Regions from separate parts of the Mus musculus genome. Here regions 1 and 2 are each linked to region 3. Evidence: chromatin loops called from intact Hi-C (ENCODE). Cell type or tissue: left cerebral cortex. All regions are shown on one strand.

Region 1 (8,000 bases), 110 kb before region 3:
GGACAGAGAAGGCCATGCAGTTACCTGTTTGTGAGAAGTGCTTTCTCTCTAAAGTCCCATCTCCAGGGGTCTTTGTCAAGATTTTTTAAGTGACTCTTAAAATTAAAGCAGGGATGGAACACTTCCGGCTGAGTGAATTTGGTAATAAAGCCTCGCACATGTACAGCTATCCCCTCCTCAAGGACGAGAAAACCAAGAACATTTCCTCACTACTCCTAATTATCAAACTTAAATGAAGTCGGAACTCACAAGCTCTGCTTCTCCCTCTCCTTGTCCCTCCCCCTCTGTCTCTATATCTTCTTCCCTCCCATTCCTCCCCTGCTCTGTCCACACACAAACATCTCCTGTGGACTTGAAAGTAAGTCTTCAGTCGCCCAGCCCTGCAAAAGTGCATCTTTACTCAAAGTTATCCAATCCAAGCCTTGGGGGTGGTGGAGCTATCTTGATGGAGATAGGCAGATGAAGCCATTAGTCACCAAGCTGCCCTGTGTGTTTCCACTCTTCTCCTTAGAACCCAGCATCTGGTACTCAGCCCCACCCCCACTGTGTATCACTGACAACCAGTAAATCTGTACTTGGTTACTGCTTGTGTGATGAGCTCTGCGGCCCCCTGGCTTCCCTGTTATTCAGTGCTCAGCCCTGTGACCCCCACGCTCTGGCAAAATAAGGCAAACATTTCCCCAGGAAGTCTTTTTCAAAGGCCTGTCATGAGGGGAGATACAAAAGAGGCAGCACTTTCCAATAAATGAGCTCTCAACGCTGCTTGTGAATCCCTAGTCCTCTTAATGGAACCCCTGCTCAGCCCTAAGTCTGGTTCTCAACTGAACTGGAAAGTCACACCAGAAAGAAAAAGAAAAAAAAAAAGGACGATTGGCAAGGCCAGGTGAAATAGCACAGCGATCATCGGAGGAAAGGGGTTTGGAGGAGCCAGTTCTTGCTGGGAGTATTGAGGAGAAATGAGCCGGTTAACCAGGCTCTGCCCGCGGCTGCCCAAATTAGACCCTATTCATCTGGGCACCCCGTTCCTGAGCCCTGAAGCTCTGGAGCTGGCGTAAGGAAGGTGCCACCTCTTGATGCAACAAAATCTTGTGGGCCCAGATGGCAAGGGAAAAGGGGGAAGAGATGTGCTCAGAAAGGGCAGGGTCTCAACTTTGATCCCAGAGTCCCTGAGCCATTTGTGAAGCAGGACACAGAGGCAAAAGTGAGTTTTCTGCTCCCCTACTCGTGCGTGCAGAGCGAGCAGGAGCACGAGGATAAGCAGTAGGAAAAGGGTGTGGAAATTCGCTTCACGCCTTAAACTTTTTTCCCTGCCTGCCCCCACTAGGAAAGCCTTCCAGCTTGGATGATGCAGCCCGGCTCCCAGCCTGGCTAGAACGTCATGTGCTGAGCAGCGACCCCAAAATGAACAAGTGTTCTGCTGTCCCTGTGGCCTCAGTCTCCCTAGCTCCCTGGTTCCCTTCACATGACCCCAGGGCTAAAAGGGAGCTCCTCCAGTCTCGGGAATTTGTCTAGAGATTTCTCCACATCAGCCCATGTTTACACTCACGAATTCAAGCATCCATCCTTTCCCCAGAAAAGAAAAAGTCACTCTCCGACCTGGATGCGGGAGAGAGTGACCAGATTCCTCACCCAGACAGCTTTTAAGACACACTTTCCTCTTAGCCCTCCAGACAGCCTCAGTACTGGGGTCTTCAGTAAACAGATGCACACGCCATCTTATAACAAAACTCGGCTAACCTGTTGGGGGCGTGAAGTGGGCAGGACAAACCCCTCTCTAAAAGTCCGGGGATTCTGATTCTCCTTCTGGACCCTGAGAAACTATCTGTCCCTCGCCCCTCTCCTCACCCCCCCCCCCACCACCCCCCGCCTCCCATTACCGTTACCCTCGGCTGTCAGGAGACTAGCGATCTGTGCCAGATGGGTACTCACACTGCTGTTGTGTCCCGACCAGTGCACCATGGCTTGGTTATGAGCCGAGTCCCCGGTCAGTGCAAAAGACGTGCTGGGCAGCCGGAGCTCCTCAGTGGACGCTCCTCCAGTCCGCGTCGCCCTCACCTCCTCTCGCGAACCCTTGGTGTGAGGACGGCTTCCTTTGGCACCATCTGCGAGAGCAGTAGCCCAAGAGTCCCCGCGCTCCAGGGGGCTTGGGGGCTGCGCCCGGCGAGTCCTCCTCGCACTGCCCGCCTGGCTAGGAGATGGAATGCCCGGGACCCACCTAGCGCCTTCAGGCGACATTCCCGCAGCTTCAGTCCGTATCTCCCCGCGGCTCGCCTGGGATAGTGGCTCTAGCCTGGACCGGCGTCTCGGTGCAGCGGCTCTCCGTGCAGATGCCAGCTCCTCAGGCCACCGGTTCTCCGCTGCCCGTGGCAAGAGAGGAGGCAACACTGGTGGTCGTGAAGCCGGGGACACCAGGCGCCCCGGACCTCCTGTCGCGCCCCAAGTGATCTCGGCGCCGGCCAGGACCCATGTTGACAAGAGCAGCAGCCCAGTCCGGGCGAGGGGTGCCCCGGGCCAGCCTGCGGGGCGCTCAGTGCCTGCCGCCTCCATCCCGCTGCGGCTACCACGGCTCGGGCTGCCGAGTGTGTGGCGCCCGCCGAGGTGCGGGTCCGATGGAGGGGGGGTGGGGGGTGCTGGAGGGATGCGCGCGCCGGCAAGCAAGCTAGCGAGTGTGTCAGGGGAATGAGGAGGGGGCGGCCGGGAAGGAGGTGGTTCGCCTGTCCCTTACACTCTTCCCCTCTGGATCGCTTGCTCCCAGGTCCAGAGGGTGATTCCAAAACCCAAAGGCAGTTTATTAAATGCTCTCTCGATGCTCTGGCCGGTTTGATGCTGTTGTTAAAATGCCCCCCCTCCCAATCTTTTCCACCGACCTCTTTTAAAAAATTTGTGAAAAGGAGTGTTCAGAGGGAATAGGGAAATCCTCTTAAAATGGGCAACGCTAGCTGGATCTTGGAGGAGGGGGGGGGGGGGCTCACAGCAGACCCTTATCCGGAGTCTTTCGGAAATCCAACCACCAGCCAGCCAGCTTCGGGCGCGGAGTTGGGAAGCCGCTCCTGGCTGCGTTTGGGGATTCACTCTTCGGTCTGTTCTTGGGAGCGGGAGACGGCGTGCGGGAAGTATAGGGTCTCCGGGAGGAGAAGGAGGAGTAAATTATCTCCACTGCCAACTGTTCTCGATCTGGAGACCAGGGCCAGGCGGGAGCTACCGCTCTGAAGCCAAGCGCGGGATGGACCCACGACTCTGCTCTGGGCTCCCCGCCCCCGGAGGCCTGCGCCCCCTCCCGGTGCGGGGGCGCGGGGAGTGCGTGCGTGCGCGTGCGTGCGCGCAGGCGAGAGAGGGAGAGAGGGAGACCAGGGTGTTCCAGGGCTGGAGGGAGGGCGCCTGGGGGGTCGGTACCTGGTTGAGCTGGGGGGGGGGGGTGTTGCTGGGTGTGCGGGGGCGCGCGGCTCCCTGCGTGCGCGTTTACACTGGCTTGTGTGAGTGAGAGCGGCGGGGCGGGGCGGGGCGGAGTGCGAGGTGCGCTCCGGCCGTGGGTGCTCGAGAATCACGCATAGGCTGTTTGCACATCCAGAAGCCTGTGAGTGGTCAGAGGCAATGTGGAGAACAAGGGTAGCACCCCTCTTCATGAGGCACGGTCCTCCAGCACCTGTGGGCGTCATCAGATTAAGCCGCCTGGAGGTCTGGAAAGCGAGCCTGAAAGCCGCCGGGCAAAGCAAAGGCTGATATTCTGGGGACCCTACACTAGATGTGGGAGGACAGTAGTAGATCCAGGTCCTGTTTTCCTGCCAGGGACTGCTAGGTCTTGCCCTTCTGACCCCCAGACGCGCTTTTGAGCAGGGCCACTTGTTTCAAAGTGTCTGCCACTATTTGGAAGGTCCCCTGCCCAAAGCAGCAAGCATTTATCAGGTCCCCTGTCCCCCGTGGCAGGAGGGTATGCGCGCCTGATGCGACTGGGACTCTTCCAGACCTCAGGAAGACAGAGACTTTGGTGAGGTGGAGAGAGGGGTGCTAAGCTTGAGGGCTGGCTGGAGACGTGGCTTACAACCTTTAGGACAGGTGGCCTCCAGGAAACACCGGAAAAGGATGGGGGAGGGGGGAGTGCCAAGGCTAAACGAGGAACATAGCCTCCAAGTTGTTCCTTCCCCTTAGGAATTAGAAGAGATTCTTTGTAGAAGGTGAAAGCTGGCGATGGAAGAGGAATTGTGGTTGGAGGTGTGAGCAAACAAAGAGGGGAAATGGAAGAGGGGAGGGGAGAGGATGATGCGAAAGAAGAGTAGGAACTCTGAGAACACCCTGGGAAAGATCAGGTGTGCTGCGATGCGAAGGAGCGGGGTTCTGGGCCTGAAGGATGCAAGCCAGGGATTCCCGGGAGCCCTCGCCTTTTGAACTTGCTTTCCCACCAAAGCTAAAATGAAAATTGGGAGCGGAGAAGATGGCTAGGCTGGACAAAGAAGACAAGGGTAATTCCCACCAAGAATGAAATGAACTTGGCATTCGTGGATTTTTTTCCAGACGCGGGTCAGCGCGTTGATGCAGGGGTGAAAAGTTGCAAAGCTACGGATCCAGGTGGGCGCTGGAGCCAGTGCTGGGAGAGAATAAGCTATCTGCTGGTGCCCAGCGCCCCTACCGGAGAAGGCGGGGAGCTGCAACCGCAACCTAGTGAGGTTTACCCCCCTGATCCGTTTCTAAGCAGGGTGCTAGGATTTAAGAGATCTGGTATGTCCGTTCACTTCTGGATACAAGGCTCTTACAGCCTCCCAAGTCTCCCCACAAGGGAGGAGCTGACCAATTTCCTCGCCGCCGCCTCTATGCGCACCCCCACCCCCACCCCCACTCCCCCGCGCGGGCACACACACACACACACACACACACACACACACACACACAAGGAAAGCAATCCGCGAACCTCTAAGTGAGTTTGCCTTTCTCATCAGGAACATCTACCCTTGTGATTCCCAAGAGAGATCTTCCAGGCTGACTCAGCAGCTAAAATGTTGAAGGCAGAGGTATATAGATGCTTTTCATAGGGGTGACAGTTTCTAACGTGACAAAGCCTCTCCCAATAGTTTTTCTCTTGTTCGCTAACATGTTAGGACACACCCCACCCTCCACCCCGAGACTACCTTTAATCGCATTCGATTAGCTTCTCCTGTCACTGATGATAAGTAAGTACGTTATAAAGAAAATATGTTTGTTTTGGCTCACAGTTCTAGAAACAGTGGAGATCAAAACTGGGCAGCCTCATATGCTGAGGTACCCATGCCTGTCACTGCATGAAGGATGCCATCACGGTTAGGAGTGCATGTGAGTGACACAGAAGAGGTCACCGGCTTCACGACAACCCATGATCTCAAGTATTAATCTAGTTCTTGCAAGATCTGGAACTCTCTCAAAGCTGTGTTCGTCATAAGGCTACTAGTCCCACTGCCCCAACTTTATTCTTGTAGGGAGCTAAGTCTTTCTACGAGAATTGACAGGAAGAACCACGTGGCACATGCATCAAGACCCACCAGCACCCTGGCACATCTCAGTAATGCAAACACATGCCATGAAACCTTAACGCTTAGACCTAACACTGGTCAGGTCCAACTAAAAAGGCTTCACCTGATCTCTCTTGTTCGCTCCCAGAATCAAACACAGTGGTGATTCTGACATGGAGCATCACTTGTCCAAGAGTTGAGGTAGCCGCCTATCATTTCCTGATCTTCAAGTTTTTCCTTCTTGGAGCCAGCCAGAACAATGCAGCAACAAGATATGAGCCTCGTGGGTAACTGTAGTGAAATTAATTTTACATTTTTACGCTGTCGAATTTGTCAAACACCTACATTTCCACTAATGACCAAAATCAAAATTGTTAAAATATTTTAACATGTTTTGTACCAAGTCTTCACAATAAAATATTTTACTCTTATAGACGATTTGGATGTAGGCTACCATATTTGAATGTTTAATTACCATAAGTAACTGGTGGCTACTCTTTTTTAAACACCATAGCTTCAGATACAACTTGTTAATTCATGTGGAAGATGATGTTATAAATTGATCCCCAAATTTTTCAGTGATCAATCATTATACACTCTTAGAATGGATTCAAAGTTGTGTGTACTGTCCCACCATCATGGCCCTTCTAACTGTGTCCCATAAGTCTACAATGTACCTTCTGCTATGGTTTTACTCGAGTTTTTTTGTCTGCCCCAAGTCCCATAGTATCTAACACCATATCCATTATCATGATAATCATGTCAGCATCTTCACCAAATCCTTTGTTTTCTTGCCTTCTAACTTTGGAATTCAAACAAAAAGGACTGTGTCTAAATGTTCCTGTCTCTTTTGCTAATATGGTAACTGGCTCAGCTGAAAAGAACAGGTTTATCGATAAGGTGAACCTTCACTTTAACCAAGGGGAAAAGCAAAGGAGGCGACACAAAGAAAATGTTTTGTCACCAGACCTTCTGCTCCTATTGTAGAAAACTAGAGAGAGCAAATCATACCCTAAGTTAACCATGAAATGAGGCTGAAAGTCTTTCCAAACAGTCTTGGGGATTTTTGTTGTTGTTTTTTTACTAACCATTACAGTACACTCACACATTGGGAAAGCACTGTGCTCCCTCTCAACGCCCACTGCAGGTCCATATAAAGAAGTATTTCACTTATGTTCCCATCATTAGTCAAACCGTCAGCACCCCTTTTATGAAGACTGTGGTGGTTTCAGTGAGAAATGTCCCCATAGGCTCAGGTGTTTGAACACTTGGTCTCCACTTGATGGCGGTGTTTGGGGATGTTTAGGGTGTCTAGCCCTTCTGTAATAAGAATACTTCTGGAGACAGATGTGAGAGTTCACAGCCTTGACTCACTTCCAATTCGCCCTCTGCTTTCCACTTGCTGTTGAAGGTATGATCTCTCTGCTCCCTGCTTCTGCCACCATGCCTGACACTGACTACTACGCTGCCTGGTCATGATGAACTAACTCTTATCCTTCCAAAACTATAAACTAGAATAAACTCTTCCTTCCATAATTTTATTTTCTTGGATGGTATTTTTATCACAACCACAGAAAAGTAACCAAGATGAAGATGCCATGGCAAGTTCTCATTCTAAGGCTTAGGGCGAGGAATGTGGGTTTCTCCCCGACATTGCATCCTTTCTGGGACATTTCTTGAACTGTCTTCTCACTCCGTCACCTTCTTGACCTGACAAACTGCTCTAATGGACTTCCGGACAGAATTTGTGGTCCTTTTCACTAAATGCTGCTTGATTTTATTGTTTAAAAAAAAAAATCTCTGAACTTTCTGTTTATTTTTGCTAAGTTACGTCATGACCTTTGTACAGTTAAGAAAAGTTAATTAAGTAGCATCAAAATAACCATCAACATTGTAACTCTGAACTTCTCTGGAGGAGACAGCTCATGAACAAAGTCTGAACTCCAGACAGATGCGGCCAGGTGACCACTAAAGCCAGGACTTCCTGACACTGTGTGCCTATGAAGATAAGAAGTGTCTATTTGTGCTCAATATTGTATCCTCAACAGTAGTCTAGTCTCCACACTGTGCTGGCCTGGTGCCTGGCTCAGACTGACCTGCAATAAATGTGCAACACATGACAGAACAGATTACTGTAAATACTAACGCTTCTGCCACAAGCACTAGCCAACTGTTCCTTTGTTCATGCAAATACTTTCTCAGTGCTTTTCTTAAAATGCAAACGTTTGTGGATTTGATAGATACTAGTGTCCTCTATGGCATCAGATGATATCATAAGCAATGGGACAAAATTCTTTTTTTTTTCCAAAATTCTGCTTTAAACAGAAAACTACTTTCATTGTCAACTCCTAGACTGAGTTGAAGGGCCAGACAATCAGATTCAGGGTTCTGTGGGCAAAATGAAACCTGAAATCACACCACAGAACTGAGCCCAAAAGAATTCTATTTCAAACATTGTCAAACCTAGGATGCCACAACGTTGACCAACACCCCTAGACACTGAGTGTTACAGCCATCATAACT
Region 2 (8,000 bases), 76 kb after region 3:
AGATATCACTGGAGTGGAATCAGTGGGCTTTGCTGAGTGATGAGACATGCGTGGAAGTCAGGAATCCAATGACTTTTGAGTCTCCGATGTTTGCCCCTGCGTGGGGAAAGGAAGAGTCATCGTGATGGAGGGAGCAAAGCTGGAGAGGACTAGAAGTCCCAAAGGCTAAGTAGACAGAGGCTGAGGTTAACTAAGCCTGGGCCATGGGGCATATATACCGGAGAGCTGGAAATGCAGCCCAGAGTTGGAAGCCAAAGGACAAGCTGGACCAGAGCAGTCAGCTCCCTGTAGTAATCAGCATACAAGGGGTAGGTACAGAACAGAACGAGAAAAATCTGAAAGGGGAGGGACAACTCAAGAGTGCCTCAAGGCAAAACAAACCAGGTGCTTTAGAGACAGGAGAGAGAGAGCCATCAAGTGAGAGGAAGAAAAGAAGCCAGAGGACTTCCAGCAAGTCGGAGGCAAAGCAGATTGGCTACCTCCCCAGGGCTGGTTTCAGTGACATATGGGAATCCGAAATAACACACGCGGGAGAGAGTACCTCAAGACACATGAGGATGCGGGAAGAAAGGAAATCAGGAAATGGCTCAAGGAATAGATAAAAATCCTAGGAAAACTGGAGCAGGCGTATTTACAGGAGTTAAGAGGGAGGATTTCACAGGAATCCGAAGAGGGCCAGCTTTTCATAGCTAGACTAGATTTTCATCACTGGTGGTGAGTTTTTCAGATTTTTAAACTAAAAGCATTACACTTTAGCCTGATGTCCCATTTCTAGATCCTCATATGCATAGAGTGGGGTAAACCGAGCAGGCATTTATACAGGCTCACATATGCTCTTAGTCCCTGAGCACTATCATCTCCTGCAGGTCATTACGCTAAAGGGGAAGTCATGAGAAGTAAAAGCCCACATGTTAAATAAAACATCCAATCAAATGGAAACGGATTTCTACCCGGAGCTATGCAACCTTGGCGTGGCCACCCAATATCTATTTTTTACCAGAGTGCATAAAATCCATTTGTAAAAACCATAAAAATCCATTATCTAGCCATTGTTACCATTAGTTTTAGGTTTTTCCTTTCCCCTGGCAAAATTGGAGAATTTTTATTATAAATACATAGCCCAATCTACAGAACTGTGCATGAGGCTTCAAAATTAAGTGAATAAAATTAAGTGTCTCCATAAACCCGCTCACCAAACAACGAGAAGTTGCCCTGGTAAGACATCATTCTCGAAAACAGGAAGCCCTTATTAAGAAAAACACGGACAAATAGAATTAGAGCGAGGTGACTTTCCTTTGTCGCATAACCCCTCCAGTCACACCTTCCGATACACTCATCGCAGTAAATGGATACAGCCAGCAGAGAGAACAGTATCAGGAGGTGAGTTTATTTTCTATAGCCTCTTAACGCCGTCTCCGTTGGAAAAATAACACTTCTGACAAGGCTCCAAGATTCAATTTGGAGAGGCTGAGACCTATGTGGCGAAGCCCATGAAAAGTGTTTTGTTCATTTCTTTCAGCTCACCTTGCTTTCTTACAGACACACAGAAGGTGGAAAAGTAAAAGACCTCCCGATGATGAAGAGGAAGCAATCTGGCTCAGGACAGAATGATCTCTTGGCTGGAGAGACCATCTTACTGCAAGAACCATGAACTACTTCCCATGTGTAATGTTTCAATTACTCGTGCTCAGCTGGGAGTCGAGACACAGAGAAGGAAGTTTAGAAGAAGCCGATGCTCTCACCCCGCTTCAGAGGGGACAATGTCAAGGTCAGCGGGAACTACTGATGCCCAAAGTCCCTCCCAAGCAAAGCATATGTGCCCTAAGAATCACCTTTCCTATAGTTCAGGGGCTTGCAGATACACTATTGCATCTAGGGGGCGGGGAATCTGGATCAAACTAAGCTACAAAATTCCTGAAGACCACTCATCAATAAAAGAATCAAGCAGAATGCAAATCAGACCCAAAGCCACCACAAAAATTAAATGTCTAGAGTAAAAGACGACTCAAGCCCGCTATCTCCTCTCCACAGCACCTGACTACGAGTATCCTGATGCAGAGTGATTGACACTTTATTCCACCACATCCGGTTTTGTTTCTCAAAGTTACAAGATGAATGATAGTGACTCTGCCCTAAATAGCTGAGTGTGGGCTGGAACCGCGGCTCAGTGGTTAAGAGTACTTACTAAGCTCTCACAGAAGAGTGGGACTCGGCACTCACGTGACTGCTTACAACCAATCAGTTCCAAGGAATCTGGTGCCCTCTTCTGAACTCTACCAGCACAGGCATACACACAAGATACCTACTACGTGCTGGCAAAACATTCATCCACATAGCGAAGAAGTAAATCTTAAGAAAGGAAATGGAGGGGCTGACAAAATGGCTCAGCGGTTAAGAGCCTTTCTTAACCACTGTTCTTTCAGAGGTCCTAAGTTCAATTCCCAGCAACCACATAGTGGCTTACGGTCAATCATCTATAAAAGGATCTAATGATTCTCCAGGTAGGTAGATAGATAGATAGATAGATAGATAGATAGATAGATAGATAGATAGATAGATAGATAGATATGTGTGTGTGTGTGTGTGTGTGTGTGTAGAGAGAGACAGAGAGAGAGAGAATAGAACAAGAACTGAGCAACTGTACAGCAAGGAGCCCACAGGTGTGAAGAAAAGTGGAGGGATTTCCATTAAAATCAATTATTCAAAACCAGAGTTAAATCCCCCAAGATAAGTGATACATATGTGTGTTTGCAGTGGGTGGAAGAAATGCCGAAAGAGACTCAGGTGCTGACACAGACGGATGCAGGGGCGTGGCTGTGGTGGATAGTGGTGGGGCGGGACTGACTGCCAGGTTTCAGTTTGTGCTTACAGAGGAAACCCTGACTGGGAGAACCAAAGTGAAGTCCAGTCATCATTAACATTCCAGCCATGTGTATCATCCAGATTTGTATTTGGGGAGAACGTGCTGGTAATTTAGATAAATATGGAGCGTTTGATAGATTGACAGTCTTAAGCACGATTGTCTTCCAATTTATTTCTCTCCTAACCCTCTACAAGGTCCAACCAGGCTCTTCAAACATTGTGCAATGGTGTGTATAATAACCCCATTTAGAGACAAAGCATGCAATTCTATTATAAAGAAAATCTATCTTACGCAACAGAGACTCATTAGCTGTCCAATGTATATTGTCTCCATAAGCCAGCAGTAGCAGAACCAGCTGTCTCATAATACATAGGCTGTCCCTCTTCATTAAGCCACATCCATTTCTCTTTAAACCGAGTCAATTAATTTGTCATTTGGTTAGCAGCACCGTGTGTCAAGGCGATATCATAAGAAAAATCATAAATACTTTATTTCCTCACCAACTAATAGATGCATCTTTAGGTTTTAGCTTCTTATTTATTCAGGGTTTTTATAATGTGCATCAATACTCAGCAGCGTGCTTTAGTCTTTAAGTTATTTTTTGAACAGCCATATCAGAACATAGCTAGACTATTCATACTGAAAGACTGCCTTTCTATTCAGCTGAGCATATCTTGAGGTTGACCACACCAAGGCTAGGCTAAAACTGATAGTCTATCCAACACTGTATCCCCTCTGTGGGAGAGACCATTGGCATGATCATAAAGTCTCTGGCTGCAAGAGGCTGCACCAAGTTACAGTGGATATGTTATCCACATTGTATTGTCTAGCTCTGCTAGATGCAGTGTTAAGAAATTGTAGAGGCTGGACGGATGGCTCAGCAGTGGCCAGAAAGGTCTGGAATTCCAGCACTGGGAAAGCTGAGCCAGGAAATGCCCTGAGTAGGATGGCTGTCCTCAGGGAGCTCTGGGTTCAACTGATAGACCCTGCCTCAGTGAGTAGAGTAGAGAGTGAACTAGGAAGATTCCCCAACTTCAGCCTGGGCTCATCATAGGTATGCCCATACATGCTCACATGCATCTGTGCACACATGAGTATGTGCACATACAATCCAACATGCATACACATAGGAACACACACTACATACATACACATGAAGAAGAAAAGAACTGAAAAAAAAATTAACTCTGCTACTAACTTCAAATAATGTTGTCATCCCTCGGTGGCAGTCCGTAACCTCAACAGGAAACTCCAGATCAACAATCACTTAAACCTCGGGTATTTGTATTTTCTCTGACAATAAGTTTAAAATATGTATTGTGAGCAGTCTGTGCTAATAAGAGTGAGTATTGTAGCAGCGACGATTTGAAGAAAGAGGTTGGTTTGCCCACGGGACTCCTTTATCTCCCCAGCTGCGGTTCTATGACCACGGTTTATAGTCTCTGTCTTTTGCTTTGCATCTTCGGCTGGAGACAGAAAGTAGTTCACATTCAGCACGTGTCTCCGCACCTCTTCTTCCTCGGCGCGCCCACTCGACAGTAACTGACGAAGCGGTACTAATTTATTCTGTTTTCATCCCAATCTGTGCTTGGCAAATGCCAGTGTTTCATTCTGCCCGCCCTGGAATCATCCATTTGCCTGGGTGAGAGCTGGGGACACTTGCTGGTGCGCAGGAAGCAGGTAGCCTCCCTCCTGGCTGCAGACACTGATCGGCCCTGGTAGGACCAACCCCACCCACATCAACTCCTGAGTACCAAGTCCTCCAAGACAACCCTGTAGTCTCCTCTTTATGCTAGGCTTGCCTGGGCAGATTGAAAATTCAGTGAACTAAGAATTAAAATTTTTATCACCACCATTTCTAAAAACACCTCTTTCACACAATATGCTGATTTTCTGAATGCCAGCAGGCATCCCCTAGGGTCCTAACTCTCTCAGTTGAACTCTGTGAACTGTGACAAAGTTCTCTGCGTTCCTCACACCTATTCTTGTGTTCCACTCATTTTGGTAAGTTTTTCCAATTGCAATTACAGTGACACCTCTCTATGACCCCATATTTTATAGTGTTCTTAGAGAGAGGTACGGCTATGTTTGTGCTGAGAATTCTTCTTGAATGACCTTGGCCCTCTGGGTGACACCTTTCAGTGGGCAGAGCTGGCACTGCCCACTTGTGCCGTGAGCATCGGCACTTTGAACTCAGTTTTTCCATTGTGTCTATTTGTTCATGACTGAGGAAATGACTCGGTGTGCAGCCTTGATCTCCTCACTAAACATTTTCAGGGGTTTCTAATAGTTCTGTTCCAGACACATTTTTGAAATTCATGTGACTTGTAAATGCACGCAGATTAATTGGCTCAGTCAACACTCCTGCAAGGTGCATGCGCATACAGATCACGTCAGTGACAAGAAGGGGTTAAACTGCTTTTCCCCAATAAAGTCATGTGTTGGCTTCTTAACAATGTTCTTAAACACAGAAATCCTGATTACACCCATAACTCTTTTCCAGGATTAAAGGAAAACATACATTTTTGCCTCTTGGCTTAGTTTCAGTTATTTTCCATCTCCCTCTACCCCATCTATAATTCTTAATAAAATACGAAGTTAGATTTAATTTTTAAGCAGATTACTGCCCCCTCATATGAAGGCAAGTCTAGAATACTGACTAATGAATCTAAAAAAAAAAAAAATGCCTGTTTTCATTAGCAGAAAAAAAAATGAATTAGGAGCTCTGTAAACAAATCGCATTTCTACACGGCTTTGGAAAAGAAAAAAAATAATAATGGTTGTTCTCTTGAGGCTGTCTTGTTTATTGGCTTTATAAGGAAAATGTCAGCAAAACTGAACCCTGGGCCTGTCTTGTTTATGATGTCGTGAAGTGGCAAAGGCCCCTGGAGAGAGTGCGAGATGCTGGAACTGGGGATGGAGCGGAGTTACTCAGCCTGTTTGCTACGAGCCGGAAACGAGTCCGGTCCACAGCGGGTCTCAGCCTCCCATAGGATGATTACGTACTCTGTGAGGCATCTGTGGGATGTGCATGCGCTGACCTTCACGGTGTTTAGAACAATAAGAAAATTGCTTCTGGCCACATCAATACAAATTTTCAAACAGGATCTCCTTTTAAAGGGATTTTATTTATGAAATACAAACAAATGTTTATGGAGTTCTGCTGCACAGGGTGGATAACCCCCTAGACCATCCTACCCTTTGGTAGCTGAGACTGTCCAAGTCACCATTGAACCTTTCTTAGTAACTGTAATGAGGAATTTGCTACTATTAGAACAGGATAGTTCCTATAACCGTTAAGGAAAAAGATCCAGAGAAAGCCAAGTTCAATAAGCATTTAACTGTGTAAGGTTCACACAAAGGAAGGAAAGTCGGAAACGTTAAGAAGTTTACCATCCAGTAAAGGAAAAGTGAACAGCTCATTGTAAAGATTAAAGTGTGCCAGGCCCCCAAAGGCATGGGAGGTATACTGTACAGAGCACAGGCAGCCTCAGCAGCAGAGATGGAATCTAGTTGGTGAGCCACAGCAGAGGCACCAGGTATATCTTGTATATTAGTAACCATAATAACAGGAGTCATAGCAATGCTATTTGCATCTGTGGGCCAGAAAACATCTTTGCTATCAAAGGAAAGATTTAATAGATAACACCCTTTGCAGTCAGTCCATTTGAAATCTATCCACTGTCTCCTAGAGGATCAAGTTTCTAAAGTGTACCCGGATGCCATGCAGGCATCGGACACAGAGAAGGTGGTTATTATTAATGATCCAAGTTCATCGTCCTCCATAAATGGTGCTCACAGTTCATCTTCATAAACCATTTTTTGTTTGTTAGTTGATTGCTTGCTTGCTTTTTGATGGCAAGGCGATCTCTCATGTGGCGCTTCCTCTTTGGCGATTTTGTTGTTATAAAGCTTGGCATTGAGACTAGATAACTGTATCCCAATCCTCATAGCTGGACCATTGGGTTCCAAACATGAAGTGATAGAAAGAGCGAAAAAAAAATCAAAAAGGACTCCTAGAGGAGGGTCAGACTGCCAAGGCTAGAACAAATCTCTGTCCCAATTCCACGGAATCTTTGTACTAGTTCTGTCTTCCAGAGTGGATGGTGCTTTGGCGGACTCGTTTCAGCATTTGGTAGTTTTGCTTGTCTGAAATCTTCATACACTGAGGTTGCTGCTGGCAGTTGAGGGCTGACGGGAGACCATGCCTCAGCCTCCTTTAGGGATGGGGTCCCTGCTCCTGCTTCAATAGGTCCTGCACCCATGTGCACACTGGCTGCATTGAGCACAGTCCATGGGCTTTTAGAAAGAACATATAAAGTTAGGATGGAGATGGTGGAGAAAGTTGAAAGTGAGGGAAAGTGGGGTGTATTTAATCATGTGGATTATGCTTTGGTTGGACTTAATTGACTGTTCAAAAGATTTCCCCCTAGGGGCTGTAGTGATAGCTCTGTGGTTAAGAGCACTTGCTTTTCCAGAAAACACAAGTTTGGATTCCAGCAACACCCATGATAAAGAGCTCACAACTGACTGTAATTCCAATTCTAAGAGATTCAACACCCTCTTCTAACCTCTAAGGACACACACACAAATGCACATACACACATACACAATGCAAACATGTACACACACATACATACACACACACACAAACATACATAAACATATACATACATGTATACATACATACACATATAAACACATACAAACATATACATACAAACACATTCTCTCTATGTATCTGTCTCTCTGACTCTGGCTCTAGCTCTGGCTCTCTTGTCTCTGGCTCTAGCTCTGGCTCTCTCTCTCTCTCACACACACACACACACACACATACACGCGCCCTTCAAAGACACAATAGAATTGTGGGGTTTTTTACTTTACTTTTTTTTTTTAAGGAATACAACTGGTATTTGAAGATCTGCACTGAAATCATCTTAGGGGATTCAGCACAGACAGACAAGAAGCATCTAAAAGGGAAAGAATTTGTTTAAAACAGAAAGTCACCCATTTGGAGAAAACAAAACTGAAGGTAAAGAATACCTGTGCCTGTTGGCTTCTGATTTACTTTACAAATGTGTTTTCAAAGAATCTACTAGAATGAATTTAAAAATAAAAAAAAAGTCATATAGAATAG
Region 3 (8,000 bases):
GTGTTTTCAATGTGTTTTCGTGTGTGGTTGTTGTTGTTGTTGTTGCTGCTGCTGCTGCTGTTGTTGTTGCAATCTAATAGAGAATTCCTCATGACTCAGGGTAGGCGATTTCAGGCATGGGTTCTGAATTTCCTGAAACAGATAAGGTTCACTCTCCGTTTTCCCCTTATATAAGATTTTCCAGATCTATGGTAATATCAAATACATGGTGGGAGCAGAAAATTTTGCAAATCTAGCGGTAAGGAAAAGTCATCATAATGAAGTAAAGGCCATCTTGATCCATCATGTTGGCTCAAGCCTGTTTGGGATAATCTTACTATGCTACAGCTGAGATTGCATCAGTCTCTAGCCACTCTGATGTTTGCCTTTCTTCCTTCCCTAGGCCTATCTAGCCAATCTCAGCAAGACAATGAATTTGAGTGGCCTAATAGAGCTGTGGAAATGGTCTTTTCTCCCTGACATGCCCAAATCAAATAGTTCTACTATTTGCTCGTCTAGCAAATAGCATCATGTACACCCCAACAGAGTCACAGATTTTTACATACGCAGGTGACTGTCTGGGGTCTAGTCCCTCTAGATCATTATCTCCATAGAACTATGGGCACAGCTTTGGTACCCACATAGGAGATGCTCCATAGAGGATGTTTTTTGGTGAGAGTAACTCGCCACAGCTCTACTGAAAGACATGCATGCACTAGTTTCTCTTCCCATCCTGAGCCCCTATTCCTTGAAAAGTTAGTTTGGATTAAATGTGACTAAAGAGTTCTTCCTAAAGAAGAAACATTGCCCCCTTGTGTGCCCTTCATCATCCCTGGCACCTCCAGATTTAGAAAAGAGTGAACTATGAGAAACTCTGAAGTCACCGGTGAAGATGTTAGCCTACTCAGGCTCCCTAGCCTCACACCCCATCCCTCATCCCAGTGGTAACGCAATTCACCTTATGCCAGGAAATCCCATGACAGAATGATGGAAATGTCCAATTTCCAAAAAGGCATCTGTGTCTAAAACACACACACGCCCTCGCAGGCATCCACAAGCATTATTTTGGGCTTCAGAGTTACTCATAGGAGTCACAACAGGAAGCAGCATAACCCATAACTACGAGGGAAAGTGATACTTTTCAGAGAATCTCAATCTTTTTCCTCCCACAGAAGTCATCGTCTGTGGATCTGAACAACATGCTTAGCTCATAGAGGAAGGCTTTGGGAAAATGTCCATTTCTTCTCCATCTCCTTCAGTCTCCACTTGGCGAATAAGCAACCACTTATTGAAGTCACTCTCAACGTCTTTGTTTCCAGTAACCTTTATATTAAATCTCAAGGCCTCCTGTGTTTCCCAGGTCACAGTTCAGACTAATAATTGTATTAGCCAACAGTCATCACATGACAAACAGCCTTGGAATTTCAATAGCATCTTACAACAGCATTTGCTTTCACTGGTAGGTTTGCAGGTTGCCCCGGGGAAGCTCTGCTGTGTTCCTCCTCCTCACTCAGGGGTCACGTGACTGAGAGAACAAGGGCAGGTCTACTCCACAAGCTCAGTCTGTTTCCAGCATCATGTAGTGTCTTGTCTCCAAGTATCTCACTGGCCAAAGCAAAACTACAGTCCAGATTCAAGGTCATCTATTTTCGTGAGGAGAGTTGCAATGAGATGTGGCATGGGAGAGATGGTGACCCTGTCCCCACAGACTCAATCTGCTGTTTAACAAGTCCCACCCTAGATGCAAAGTGTTATAGGGTACTGTGATCACTTAAACTTAGTCTCTACCTTCAGGGAAGTCAGGATTCAATGCAGGAAACAACCAGGTCCATAAAGAGATGCCAGTTGAGTGTAAAGGAAAGAACTCAACATAGAAATGATAGATTTAGACCAGGGAAGTCAATGAGTACTTTATATAGAAAGAAAGTCATGGGTAGAAGAGTGGTTTTGGTGAGTGAAAGGGATTTCTCCTTTTGTCACAAGCCAACAGGAAGACATCTAAGGCTAGCAATGATGCTACCTGTTAGGTTCCTCTATAGCAAAAATTGCCTTAACAACCCAGGACAATGACAACTCAGAAAAATACAGGATTCTTCACATGATTGAAGTGAATATTACTTGAGGGGTCACCTGATCCAAGCTAGCATCAGGACCTTCAAACTGTGCTAATCTCTGATGACACAAGGGTGCTGTGAGATGGACTGTTCTTAAAACACACAAAATATGAGAAGCATTGGTATAGTGTGCTGAGATGTGGGTGGGGTGAGGAGACGCCTATCCAGAACCAGCAGGGTTTGATGGCAAAAGAAAACCCACCCAGCACAGGAGGGCCTTTGGGTGGAAGCCTCAAGGCTGACAGAAATGCTGAGAAGCATCCAGTTGAGGGCTGCAAGCAGCCCTTTCTCTGCAGGATCATCTGATTCCTCTCTCTGTGTGGTCCCTGGAGAGAAATTGGCTTGAAGCTTCTTGTTCCCAAAGAGTTCACAGGAACCAAGAAGGTCTTATCAAGAAATGGGATTAGTGACACGATCACCATCCATGATCCATCCCTTCACAGTCAGATTGAAATAAAACACAGGAGAGACCCATCTTTCACTAAGACTCCCAACTCTACTGATGCTCAACAACATCTGAAGGCCAACAAGGCTCAGGAGTGCTCTGTGTAGACACCAGCAATTGTGGGCAGTGACAAAAATCACCATGAAGGGACATGTTGAATGACGTTTTCATGACTTCAGTTTTGGAGTGTGATCCATAGCTTTCATCGTATTTCTAATGATTAAGATATATTTATTAGCTCATTTAAAAGTTTTGGATCTTTAACATTGTAGAAAGACCTCTGTGTCAAAGGCCTGGTTTTCAGTTTGTCACTGAGTGAAAGACTTCAGGAGGTTGGGCCTAGGGGCGCTCTCTGACTCTCTAGGAGCATGAAGGAGATTGTGAGACCCCAACCCTTCCTCTCTCCCTTTTTCTTCTTGGCCATAAGGTGAACCTGCTCCACAGTGCACCCCCTCTGTGATGTGGTACCTCACCCAAAGCAACAGAGCCACGGAGTCATAGGCCAAACCCTCAAACTATGTGAACTAAACCTAAACCTATTCTCTTTGCAAGCCGGTCCTACTATGACAATAGGAAGCTCACTGATGTCTGCCTTCAAGGAGAAAAAACATTTGATTGGCTTAAGCCGTTCACTTGTGTATGCAATTCCTCACCATATACTACTGACCTCACACCCATCTGACAATGCAGAGAAGATCAGAACTCAGATTCTAAAGGTGACAATGTGTGTGGAGGGTCTGGGGGTGGGGGGGACAAAGGTGACAATGTGTGTGAAGGGGCAGGGAGGGGTCGTCTTAAGACTTATTGGGCAGCTTGGATAATTTTCATTTATTTCAACATCCAGCCCTCCATCGCTCCTCATAACTTCCTCCGGCTTTTCTATCTGAAGCATACATCCTCCCTCCCTTCTCTCTTGCCTTCAGCTAAATTATAAAATGCACCCTTAGCGCTTGGCCTGGCCTGTTTCTAACTTACATACTGAAGCCATGCTTTGAGCTAAACCAACTAGATGTCACTCATTGCTACAGAAAAAAAAAAAAAAAAGGGAAAAGGCTAAAGCCCACCCCTGCCCCTTCCCTCCCCTCTCTTCCAGCTACCCTGGGTTTCCAGTAAAGGAGAGCTTTGTTTTCTCCTAGAAGAAGCTGTGACCAAGACTCCCCCATGTTCATAGTTTATGAAAAAACGAACATTAGAGAATTGCCATGGTTACAGGCTCCCATTCTGCTTCCATCTAAGGACCAGGGGGAGCCGGAGGAAAGTATCTCAGGCAGCTCCTGGTGCCACTCAGCCTGGAATCATCATTAAAAACAATGTTTACATCGGAGGAGAAATTGCTTCTCAAATAGCAGAGGGGAAATGCATGGTCTGATGAGACTGCTATGCAGAATCCTGGTTCCTCCCTCAGGCCCCCTCCTTCTGCCCCATTATTATTTAAGGTTGCATTAAATCAGGCAAAAGGAGAAGATGACAAAATATAAGTTCATGTTGGCAGATCTGGCAGGACGCCCAGGCTTGGGGCTGGTCCATCCCACCTCTTTCATCTCCAGCATCAGCAGCTGTGGTGGCATCCAGGATCCACATCTTCCTGCAGGCTCTGCTCCAAGAACAACGCCCTCCAGCCAGAGAGAGGAGGTGATACAAAATCAACTGGGATCCAGTTTCCATGGGAGGCTCAGGCTAGGTACTGGCAACCAGAGTTCTAATCCTACCTTGATCCTCACTAGCTCTGTGTCCTGGGGCAAGCCTTTTTGCCTCTCTGAACTATGAGGTTTTGCTGCTTTAAAACAAAGGCAACGATGATTACCCTAAAATAAAAGGCAAGGTGTGTGGAACTTAAGAGTCACACTGCCTGGGTTCATCCTGGGCAAGGTGCTTAATATCTATGCCTTGGTTTCTTACCTGCAGAACAGGACAGCGATCCTACTGTCACATGGAGTCTCCATGAGAACACAGATATCATTGCTCAGGGGTGGGCACTGTCCTGGAGGATACACCCTACAGGAGCACTGCTGTCCCTATGGTGACACCACGTGCTAAGAGTCTCTATTCCATCAGAAAGCACAGAAATTGCTGTTTTGCGTCAAACGGGAGTGTTGCTTCAGCTGCCAGATGGTAGAAGAGGCTGTTGGCATCATAACAATTCTTGTGCACACTTCGTCCTCCCCAGCCATTCCCTCCGGGGCAGGGGGGTGGTGAGAATGAAAATGGGGGCTTTCTGTGCTGCAATCTGGAAGCTCCATCCACAGCAGGGTGGTGGGAGGGTCAACACTGCAGCAGCAGGTATTTGTGGCCCTGAGGGGACTTCCCAATACTCATCAATGGCAGGGGACCTGATTGCTTTGCTCCAAGCCTGGTAATAGAGATGTCTGTGTGTGTGTGTGTATGTGTGTGTGTGTGTATGTGTGTGTGTGTGTGTGTGTGTGTGTGTGTGTGTTGCCTAAAGAGTTAACCAGGAGCTAAGAGAGGGGCCCTAGTGCTACAGGTGAGTGATCTGCTCATGTTCCTTAGTGACAATATGTGGGGTCATCCCTACAGTCTTCCTGTGCTGGGAGGGGAGGAAACCTTCTGTTACAATTTCACTGATGTTTCTTAGTCACCCCCTGCTCTTCTCTTCTTTGCTCAAGAAAGATATGTAGCCTCTGTCTAAGCTCTAGTGCCCCAGAAACAGGGAAGTCCTCACAAAAGAGCTGCAATTCCCATAGTAGTTTAATCAGTTTAGCCAGTACAGGGCCAGGTCCAACACAGGGCACATGGGAAGACACTAGTGATCATAGCCCTGGCTGCCATTTGCCCCTGAGCCTCATACTATGTGGCAGGTGCTACACTAAGGTGTTACAGACCTTCATTCTCACATCCATGGATGGGGTAAGTAATGTGTCTCGAGATACATGAATGACAAAGAGCCATAAGAATCCACTCCAAGTTCCCAAAGCAAAATGTGACCGAGGCAGGACCGAAACTATTCACCATCCATCAAGGAAATGCCAATTCAATCTGCTTTGAAATTCCACCTCACTCCAGTCAGAACAACATCAAGAAAACAAACAAATGGCCAGGAGCATGGTCTAATCAGTGATGCTTGCGTCACAAGCACAAGGACCTGAGCTGGATCCTCAGAATCCCTGTAAAAGACCCAGCATGGTGGCACCTGCATGGAATCCCCGTACTTGGGGAGACAAGGACCAGAGAGAGGAACCCTGAGGCTCACTGGTCGGCCAGTCTAACCTAACTGATGAGCTCCAGACCAGTGTGAGTCCCTGTTTCGAAGAAGGAAGCAGTCAATATTCATGAGGATTACATTCTAGGTTGTCTTCTGGCATCTATGCCAGTGCACATCTGCACATACACACACATGCACAAGCACACACAGATTTAAAAAGGAAAGCAGAGAGCAATAGGAGCTAGGGAGTTCATGCATAAAGAAGAAAGCCTTTCTACTGCTGCTATAGATGTAAACTAGTGGCGCCACTATGGAAACCCAAGTGGCAGTTCTCTTAAGAAACCAAAAATGGACATACCATCTAACCCAGCTATCCCTCCCCTGGGCTGACACCCAAATGACTCTATACCCTGCCACAGAGGTGCCTGCACACCTATTGACCCTAGCTAGATATCCATCAATAGGTAAGTAAAGGAAATCTGGTGCATGTATACAATGGAGATGTATCCAGGCATTAAGACCATGAAACCATGGCATCTACAAGGAACTGGGTTAAACTGAGAAAGGCAACCGCCACATGTCTCATTATATAAAAATCCTAGATTCATCACTTATATATGAGCATGTATGTGGGGAGTGCTGGTTGTGAACTAGAAAGGGTATCAGGTAGGAAGGAAGAGGTCTTAAGGGAGAGTTACACAGAGTGTGGCTGCTAGGGAGGTAGCTCAGTGAATAAAGTGCTTGATCCACAAACTCAAGGACCAGAGCTTGTATCCCTAGAACACACATAAAAGAGTGTCTTGACTAGCTGGACACACTAGAATGAGTGGACTCCATGTTCAGGGAGAGACCTCACATCAACAAAGTGGAGAGTGATCAAGGAAGGCACATGGTATCAACTGCAGGGTCCACAACACACTCACATGCCATGCATCTAAATACATGTGAACACACACATATATGTGCATCACACACACATACATGTGCTCAAAAATAATGTATATATGAAAATTCCATCATACTACCTATCACTTTGAACATTTGTTAAAATTAAAACTAATAAATTTTTTTAACCATCAGAGCTTTTCAAACCCAAACTCCTTTCTGTTTCCAAATGGATTTCACTCAACAAAGAAGAACACTCCTAAAACACAAGAGGAGATTGCAGCCCTTCCTTCCAACATTAAAATTCTTCTCCTTAAGGAAACCTGGCCTAACTGGAGAGAAGGGATCTGACCAAGCCAGCTACTATTTATTGTTTGAACTGAGATGACACCCCAAAGACCCACGTGTTACAGGCTTGCTCCTTGGCCTAGTGCTGTTGGGAGGTGGCAGAAATGTTAAGAACTAGAGCTTAGAAGGTCTTCCAGCCGTTGGGTATTTAGCTTCAGGTGGGATTATAGGACCATTACCCTTTCTAATTTCTCTCTTTTATACCCAGCTGTAAACCTCCAAGATGGCCCCTCAACATGTTGAACTGTTCCAGCACAGGCCCAAAAGGAACAGGGCCAGCCAACAATGGCTAATACATCCAAAATCACATACCAGAATAACCCTTCCCTCCTTTAAGTTGGTTATCCTGGGTGCTTTGTTACAGTAATAGAAAGATGACCAATGTCCCAAACAAGAAGAACTTTAAAAGGGCTCCCAGTGAGGGGTGATATGGAAGTTTCTAGAAAGCCATACCCCTAAAGCTGCTGGAATGTCTTCAGAGGAAAGGTGAGTGAGCAAAACTGAGTGCCAAGAGCACCCAACAATGCAAAAGCAGAGCACAGGATGGGAACATGTCTGGAAAGATCTATAGGAAGGAGTGATGTGAGAGACCCTGAGGGAAGGGTCAGGCTAAAGCTCCTGCTGAGAGCACTAAGGAATGGCATGAGGCTTGAGTGTAATGGGCCTCATGGCCAAGAACAGGTTCTTCCTGTCCCAAGGAGGGTTATAAGAAGCTGAACAACATGCTCTAATCAGGACATGCAGCCTTGGAATTCTGCCAACCCACAAGCCCCCACTCTGAAGGAAAAGTAATTCTCCATATTAATGCATCCAGATCCAAACCTGTTGATCCATGAAAATCCTTCCTAGAGATTTGTCACTGCTTACAAGACAAGTATCACACTTCTTTAAGTCACACAAAATAGATACTCCCTTCTGGGGACAGACTCAGCTTGGCAAGGACTCCTGTCCCTGGGAAGCATCACTCAGAGGGTGGTCTAGAGAACCTTGGCTCAGGAGTCACACTGAATACCTGAGAGCCCCAGGTATGATCTAAGGCCAAGAGAGGTGATGACTTCAGTCTGAAGTC

The links. Peaks named below come from ENCODE experiments on the same cell type or tissue, not always from the same donor. Only the 100,000 strongest peaks of a DNase experiment are listed, where the experiment ranks them.
Region 1: a loop joins it to region 3, with 5 times the contacts of the local background. A loop is called at or near these places in 2 of 42 quality-filtered maps.
Region 2: it touches region 3 in a loop (2.0-fold over the local background); 3 of 42 quality-filtered maps call a loop at or near these places.

The regions. Positions count from the first base shown.
Region 1 is chr19:48,200,727-48,208,726 of GRCm38, reverse strand. Sorcs3 (sortilin-related VPS10 domain containing receptor 3) reads right to left here and starts at 2,702. Exons shown (of 27, transcript NM_025696.3): 1 at 1,930-2,702. The coding sequence starts at 2,547. In left cerebral cortex, CTCF peaks have their summits at 3,238 and 4,623; DNase peaks (open chromatin) are centred at 3,514, 4,008, 4,618, 4,951 and 5 more places; H3K4me3 peaks cover 4,630 bases; H3K27ac peaks cover 2,960 bases.
Region 2 is chr19:48,018,066-48,026,065 of GRCm38, reverse strand. The region is part of intron 15 of Cfap58 (cilia and flagella associated protein 58); the gene reads right to left. Among named protein-coding and RNA genes, the nearest start is that of Cfap58, 84 kb to the right of the region's middle. In left cerebral cortex, no CTCF peak of the experiment used is centred here; DNase peaks (open chromatin) are centred at 539, 1,543, 2,116 and 4,416.
Region 3 is chr19:48,094,233-48,102,232 of GRCm38, reverse strand. No RefSeq gene overlaps it. Among named protein-coding and RNA genes, the nearest start is that of Sorcs3, 110 kb to the left of the region's middle. In left cerebral cortex, no CTCF peak of the experiment used is centred here; DNase peaks (open chromatin) are centred at 1,026, 3,497, 4,055 and 4,640; H3K27ac peaks cover 1,705 bases.